Linked DNA regions of Homo sapiens: region 2 is linked to region 1. A link is a loop called in an ENCODE intact Hi-C map of the cell type or tissue named here. Cell type or tissue: heart right ventricle. All regions are shown on one strand.

Region 1 (4,000 bases):
ACCCTCTTTGATCTCAATAAAATTTCCAGGAGGGCGCAGAATTACTTAGTCCTACTTGATTAATTCTATCCTATCTAGAGCATTCCTTCACACCTCATTCCCTGAAAGATCCCAGGGAAGGAAGTCACAACACTGCATTTTATTCCCAACCAGTTATGACTCTGTGCACAGTTCACGGCCTCATTTGTACATTAAGACATCCACATCTCTGGATTCTAAAGGCTAGCCACTCCCTACATGGAAATTCTATAATTCTGCTTCTCTTGATTACTTTGCACAAACAGCAATGCAAATTCTGGACCTGAGAGACAAAAATACAAAACAGAGCCCCTAGAACAAAGCATTCTTTATCTTTGAAGGCAACTCAGGTGCTCTCATGGGTATTTCCATTTTCACTGTATCTATTGTTTCCATTTCATCATCTGGATCTCGAACTTCTCAGAGATAGAACCTTCTGTCCACTCACAGTATTTAGTAAAGCACAGAGATGCAGCTTCCATCACTGGGTTCTGTCATAGACAGGATTGTCAGACAAAAATACAGGATTCCCAATTACATTTGAGTTTCAGACAAATGACAAGTGATTTTTTTTAGCATAAGCATAGCCCATGCAATATTTGAGACATACTCACACTCAGTAATTATTTATTGCTTATCTGAAATTCAAATTTAACTGGATGTCCTGTATTTTTATTTGATAAATCCCAGAACCTTAGTCATAAACCATTGTGTCTGAGACCATGAGTCATGGACAGTGGTATACGTGAATTTGAAGTCCATCTTGACCACAGCTAGATGAATAACTAAGCAGGTTACACAGCCTCCATGATCCTTGATTTCCTCATCAGCTGAATGTGAATAATATTCAAAGGAGAGCCATACCAAGAGAAATGGGCATCCAGGAAAAACTAAGGATTGTTTTTTTTTTGCCCCATCCAATCACTATTAGTTAAATATTGGCATATATTTATTTAGTGAAAATAGGAATAATATATTAGAAATCAACCCTCTTATGGTTTGATTACTCTGGCATTTGTTTGGCTCTACAGCCCCTTTATCTGACTCTATTCCTAGTCCTGCTGTAAGGATTAATATCAGAGATTTGAAGTCTTAGTACAGCTCCTGGCAGAGAGTATACGCTCATTGGATATAGATAATATTATTGTTATTCTTAAAAGATCTATGTCTGAGTAACCCACTCATGAAGATGATCTTTGGACATGGCTTCACAAGCATCTTTTAATCACAGCTTCAGACCTGAGAGATAATCTGGTCTAATTTTATCATTTTGCAGATAAGGAAACTGAGGCCTTGGGAGAGAAAGGAATTTACTCAGAGTCCTCTAGGCAGGTGGGGACACAGCCTGGGAGGCTCAGGACTCTTTGCTGCTATATTACTTTGCAGAGAAGTCCACCAACACTCCGGATACCTAGATGGCTGCTGACCAAATCCAGTAAAGACTGACCCCTACAAAGCAAAAATGACAGGCACATTTAAGCACATGTGCAAATATTAGCTTTACCATTATGAAAGTTTATGGGAACACAGGAATCTTGCTATCACCATTGGACACTTAAAACATCGGTATCCAGCTGGGCGCGGTGGCTCATGCCTGTAATCCCAGCACTTTGGGAGGCCGAGGTGGACAGATCACAAGGTCAGGAAATCAAGACCAGCCTGGCTAACACAGTGAAACCCCGTCTCTACTAAAAAATACAAAAAATTAGCTGGGCTTGGTGGCGGGCGCCTGTAGTGCCAGCTACTTGGGAGGCTGAGGCAGGAGAATGGTGTGAACCTGGGAGGCGGAGCTTGCAGTGAGTCGAGATCGCGCCACTGCACTCCAGCCTGGGTGACAGAGCGAGACTCCGTCTCAAAAACAAAACACAAAAAACAAAAAACAAAAAAACAACAACAAAAAAAATCGGTATCCTTCCCTCCAAAACCCCACTCAAATCAGACAGGGAGGCTGGAGCTCAGGATCCTACCATAGTCATCTCCAAATAAACATCAATTTCCGATTGTGAAACAGCCCCAATGAGTTTCCAAGTATCTTTGGAAACTATTAAGACGCTTGTGTAGATTATAATTACAAACGCTTATTAAAACAGTATGCCCCGGGAAACAGAGAGGACAAACAATGACAAACACAAAGGTCACTGCCTGATGAAATATTTCCATTAGGTGGCCCAGGTCCATGTTCTTTTCCTGATTTTCCTTCTTAATCAGAGGCTCAAAGAGGTGTCGATGAGTGCTGGAGAGTTAACGTTCCATGAGAATTGAAAGCTTCAACTTAACAATTCATTGTTCTAAATATGTTCTTATGTTTTTTGGCAGCTTGAATGTGCAAGCGCATATCTGAGCTGACCTCTGGCTGCAATTCACGCACAGTCTGTGCAGCAACAGAGACTAAATATTTCTGACATTGCTTAAGAAAGGAGTCACTTTAAGTGGGTTTACACTTTGTATTCTTACCAAAAGTATGGTTCAACATTAATAGGGTTAAAGCTCCAGTTAGAGAATGTGCATAACTATTATCCAAGAGCCATGGGGGCAGGGAAAGGGGAAAATCTCAGATGAGCACTGAAGGATGGTTTGACAAGGATCTCAAACATCCTTAAGTTTTACTTCATTTTATTCTTTTCTCTGCAGAGTCTTGGTTGAAGATGTCAGGTTCCAGATATGCATTTGAATTTGGGGGGTTTTGTGGATAAAACTGAGAGGTGAGAGGTACTGTGAGATGAGACAAATGGAAAATTCTAGGAAACCCTGTTTTTGTTGGCCAAATAAATAAATACATTTTGAAAATCACACACTATTAATAACATTCTTGGGTATGGCTGGCTCAGACAACACAGCTCATTATTTGGAAGAGAAAACAAAAGGCTTTCGTAAAGTTCTTGCATAGATTTTAATATACCAGACTTTCTATTTTTAAACTTTAATGGCTAAAATTTGTTGTATAATAGAAACAAATTCCAAATGGTATTAGAAGGGAAAATGAACTTTTATCTCTCAGTTGCAGCTAGCTTTGATTCTATCTTCTGTAAAACAAACATCTCTCTCTCTCTCTCTTATCTATCATCTATTTATCTATGTATCTATGTATCTATGTATCTATCTATCTATCTATCATCTGCTAGATCTATCTATCCATTCATCCATTCAGCTATCTACCCATCTATCCACACGTACACACACACACGATCTGAAATAAGCATACATACTTAAACATTAATGGTGTGTTTGAACAAGTTTTATGCTTTTTCTCATATATAAAATGGGTATAAGAATAATACTTGCTTTACAGGGTCGTTGCAAGAATTAAATAAGCTCATAGATGTCAAATGTTTAGAACATTGTTTGGCTTGCAATGATTAAATAGCAGGTGAGATCCATACTTATAAAAATTTATTAATACGATTATCTCTGCCGCATTTAGGTTAGTATTTTTAAATGAATAAAAATTATGTTGATGTTTTTTACATTTAACATAATTCAGCCATTCTATTTTTTTTTGTGCATAAGAAAACATGCATACACAGATACACATACAGACACAGCTCAGATAACAAAAGCCCTTATGTTATTTCTGTCACCTACAGTTTAGAAAGCATTGTATGCCAGTTTGAGGGAATCCTTGAACTTGAAAGGTCACACAGTGTGTTAAGGAATAGCCATTCCTACAGCCAGATCCCAATTTCCATTCCTGCGAGTGCCCAGATCTTTACTCTCAGCTCATCCCACAACCCTGGGAACGCCTGCAAATGCAGACCCAGCAACCAAGATGCTGTGAGACAATGTTCAGATACGGAATTTTTACTTAATTAATATGTGATATTCAACTACAGACTCACTATGAATTTATATTTATAACTAGAGCACTAGAAGGTACAGGCCATACCTATATTTTTTCTGTTTCTTTCTATGCACATAAAAAGCTTTAAAAAGTCCTTTCTAATTGTGATTTTTTAAAAAAGAAAACTACAGAAGAATTAAATTA
Region 2 (4,000 bases), 86 kb before region 1:
TGTTTTCATTCTTTTTGGCCTTCATGTCTTCTCTCCTACTTTTATTCCTCCTTGATTTTCACTCATGATTAAAACATCAAAATGTGTGTGTGTGTGTCTGTATACAAACACAAGTAATTATTCTCACATGGTGAAATCTACAATTGCACACACACATTCATGGAACTGTTCACATCAAATGGAATCTTCTTTAACACCAGCCACTATTCCAGGCCATTTACAGGCGTCCACTCACTTAATCCTTAGAAAAGCCTCACGAAGTAGTTACTATCACTACACCATGGTTAGGACGAGAAAAATGAGACAAAAGAATGTTATGTTACTTCCCAAGGCCATGCAGGCAATGACAGATAGAGTCAGGATTTGAACACAGCCCAAGCATCCCAGCTCCGGAGCCCATGCTTTTCATCAGGATGTGAACAACAGGGGAGTATGCGTAAGCCACAGATATGTTATCTATGCTGTATACTCCTGCACCCCTTCTGGCTTCTGCTATAGCAAATGAACAACAGCAACAAAAAAAGCCCCGTTGGCTGGGCGCACTGGCACACGCCTGTAATCCCAGCACTTTGGGAGGCCGAGGCAAGCAGATCACAAGGTCAAGAGATCAAGACCACCCTGGCCAATATGGTGAAACCCCCTCTCTACTAAAAATAGAAAAATTAGCTGGACATGGTGGTGCATGCCTGTAGTCCCAGCTACTCGGGAGGCTGAGGCAGGAGAATCGCTTGAACCTGGGAGGTGGAGGTTGCAGTGAGCCGAGATCGCGCTCCAGCCTGGAGACAGAGCATCTCAAAAAAAAAAGTAAGTCCCATTGTTAGGAACTTCACATTCTAGAAGTGGGAGATAGACAAAAACCAAACAAGCAAATGAATATTGATTCCTACATTATATAGAATATGTTATGAAGGATGAAGCAAGGTAGCGGGGTAGAAAGTAAAAGCAGGGTGGCAGAGGCTGTAATTTTATGCAGGGTGGTCCTGGGAGACCTCTCTGATGCGGTGACTCTGTGAATATGTGACTGCATTAAATGCAACCGCTTCCATCCTCACCTCCCTTTCTTATGCTCATTTCTTTCCTTTGCACTACTGCATTTCTTTCTTCTCCTCAAGATTTACGGGGTACCTGCTGTATGAAACAGGTGATACTAGGTATTGTTGTAATTTAAGAGAAAAGAAGGGCAGCCTGTGTTTGTACATTCAAAATGCTGATCAGCTAAAACAAGACCCTTAAATAAACTCACCACATCACTTAGAAAACTGTAGGTTTCGACAAGAGATACTTTACATCGCTACAGAGGCCAGCCTCTCAGATCTATTCCTGGGTGGAAATGATTGCAATATGAGCCAGCTACATTCACAGATGTGGTTCTGCTTTCAGAACAGTTTCCCAAGAGCGCTCCTGTAAGTTCCTTCTGCCTAGCCTACATTCATAGGAACGAAACTTTCTCTACCTCTCAGATTTCAAGATAAAGTCCAGGAGGCGGAGTTACTCTTTAAATCACTGCATACACTTTTGGGATTTCGCTGCCTGGACGGAGGTCCGGACAGGCCCCAGGCCCAGGCTTGCGGAGAGGCGCTGCCGTGGGGAAACCGGTCTCCCATGCACAAATCCCTTAGTCAATACTCAGGAATGCACTGCGCGGTGCTTGGAACGAGCCACTTCCATCTGATAGGAGGCAGGCCTGCAGTCGGAGCCGTCAGAGGCATCGCTGCAGTTCAGGTTCATTGAATCTAATCACTGACACATACAGCCTCTTCCTGATCATCTTTCATTTTCACTTGGGGAGTCCTGTTGAGAGTCCTTGCTATGATTTTATTTGGCTCACAATTTACTTGTATTATTTTAGTATTCTTTCTATAAAAGAGCCACAAGTGTGTGCCTTTGTCCCTGCCCTTGTGCTCAAGTGCCTTGAAAATCAAACTGCCAAAGGTTTCTCTTAATCACCTCCGCAGAGGAGCCCATCCGGCCCTGGCTGGCATCTGTAAGGGAAGCCAGTGTGCAAATGGCACTGGTGTCCCTTCCGTCATTTCGAGATAGTGGGAAGGGCTTATGTTTGCTTTCTTTCAGAAATGTCCTCTTCAGACGCAGCTCAGAAACCCACCCAAGAAGAGGAGGCCTGTCTTGGACACTGCTAGTGGCATTATGAGGATGTTCCCTATGCAGGCTTGGGTTTGCATGTTAAGCATCATACACCATATGCTCTGTAATTCTACCACAGTTAGACAATGTGAGCCGCTAAGTACCTGACTCGGCTGTTAGTAACAATTCCTGCTCATTGAAAGTCACTCATTTAGACTTTGGCAGTCGCAAATGTAACCAGCTCTTGAAGATAGTCTCAGAGCCTAGAAATGTCACATGAAGTTTCACTTACCAACTTGTACTCCCAGAACTGAAAAGCAAAAGTCAAAGCAAAAACCGAAAAAACAGACAATGCACATGCGAGACATTTACTTGTGTTTCTTTTTCTTTTCTTTTCTTTTTTTTTTTTTTTTTTTTGAGGCAGAGTCTCACTCTGTAGTCCAGGTTAGAGTGCAGTGGCACGATCTCGGCTCACTACAACCTCTGCCTCCCAGGTTCAAGCGATTCTCTTGCCTCGGCCTCCCAGGTAGCTAGCTGGGATGACAGAAGCATGCCACCATGCCTGGCTAATTTTTGTATTTTTTAGTATAGACAGGGTTTCACCATGTTGGCCAGGCTGGTCTCAAACTCATGAACTCAAATGATCTGCCCACCTCGGCCTCCCAAAGTGTTGGGATTACAGGCATGAACTACTGCACTGGCCTGTGTTTCTTTAAAGCTTTGTGAACAAAGTGACATCTCTCCAAAACAAACCAACAGAAGTGTATTTTTTTCAAATCATATGCTTGTACAAGTGGGAGAGGATCAGTTTATTAAAGAACTCTGCAGTTAATATTGCTGAATTATTGTGCTCTAAGCTGCACTGCAATTCATACGTGGCTTCTTAAGGAAAAACACACCAAAATAATTATTAATCAAAAACAAAAATTTTATATAAGTTCGTTTAAAAGGATGCCTATTTTGCAATAATGCCCAATTTTTCTCTATTAGTTCCCAGGGACATAATATCACTAATAAGTCCTCTTAATTAGAGAAAATCATCTCTACTCTTGATAATTTCTGGATCAAAGAGGGATTTGCAAATACCAGCCTGCATTGTGATGTTTGACTAATGGCCTAATCCATCAACCAACAAGTATTGGTATTGAATTCATTAGCATTTATTCATTTGTTCAACACACATTTCTACACCTCCTACTGTGTGTCCATCTCTACATGCTGGATATTATTAGACAGGAAACTTTATAAACATGAGCCCCCTCTTTCATGAGGCTGTCTGTCTACTGGAGAAGACACAGCCACAAATACTTACACAAATGAATACATAATGACAAGTAATGGGAAGAGATTTTATCCACCTCATTTCACTGATTCCCTTTTGGGGAGGGCAGGAAGGGAGTTTTTGCTGAAACAGATATCAAGGGACTTCATTCGCCTAACAGCCAATGCCAATATTTGTGACTGAGAAAGCAGATAACATGGACAAGAGGAAGAAGATTTTTGTCTTAGAGATGCTCCTTCTCTTTCTGAGAAATGAAAACACAAAAGCCACGGTCTTCAAAGAGGAGTCTGTGTGAGAGCTACCAGGGCAGAAGGAACACGGGAGGTTCTGGTGGAGAGAGAAACCATGGAGAAGAACAAGCAGTTTTGTGACGGCCACAGAAAGACTCCATCCAGAATGAAGTGGTTTGATGGAAAAGATGAAGAGATAAGATACCCTAGCCCCTGGACTTCCGCTGTCTGTGATGAAGTAGGGGCCACATTATTTCCTCCTACCAGGTACTATGAAGGTTCTGAGGGACACAAACCATTTCTAAGGACACAGCCTCTCTTGCCTCCCCCAGATACCCTGAAGTGAGGAACAGATTTGCTCCCTTTTAGGCAGCAGTGTGGCTGCGGTGACCTCAGTCAAAAGGAC

What was found. Hi-C counts contacts between places; a loop is a spot of excess contacts. Peaks named below come from ENCODE experiments on the same cell type or tissue, not always from the same donor. Only the 100,000 strongest peaks of a DNase experiment are listed, where the experiment ranks them.
Region 2: it touches region 1 in a loop (4-fold over the local background); 12 of 110 quality-filtered maps call a loop at or near these places.

Annotation. Positions count from the first base shown.
Region 1 is chr10:10,823,100-10,827,099 of GRCh38, reverse strand. It overlaps a transcript of CELF2 not described here. Among named protein-coding and RNA genes, the nearest start is that of LINC00710, 130 kb to the left of the region's middle. In heart right ventricle, a CTCF peak has its summit at 2,382; a DNase peak (open chromatin) is centred at 2,346; H3K4me3 peaks cover 516 bases; H3K27ac peaks cover 3,380 bases.
Region 2 is chr10:10,909,199-10,913,198 of GRCh38, reverse strand. It overlaps a transcript of CELF2 not described here. Among named protein-coding and RNA genes, the nearest start is that of LINC00710, 41 kb to the left of the region's middle. In heart right ventricle, no CTCF peak of the experiment used is centred here; DNase peaks (open chromatin) are centred at 1,628 and 2,004; H3K4me3 peaks cover 977 bases; H3K27ac peaks cover 3,109 bases.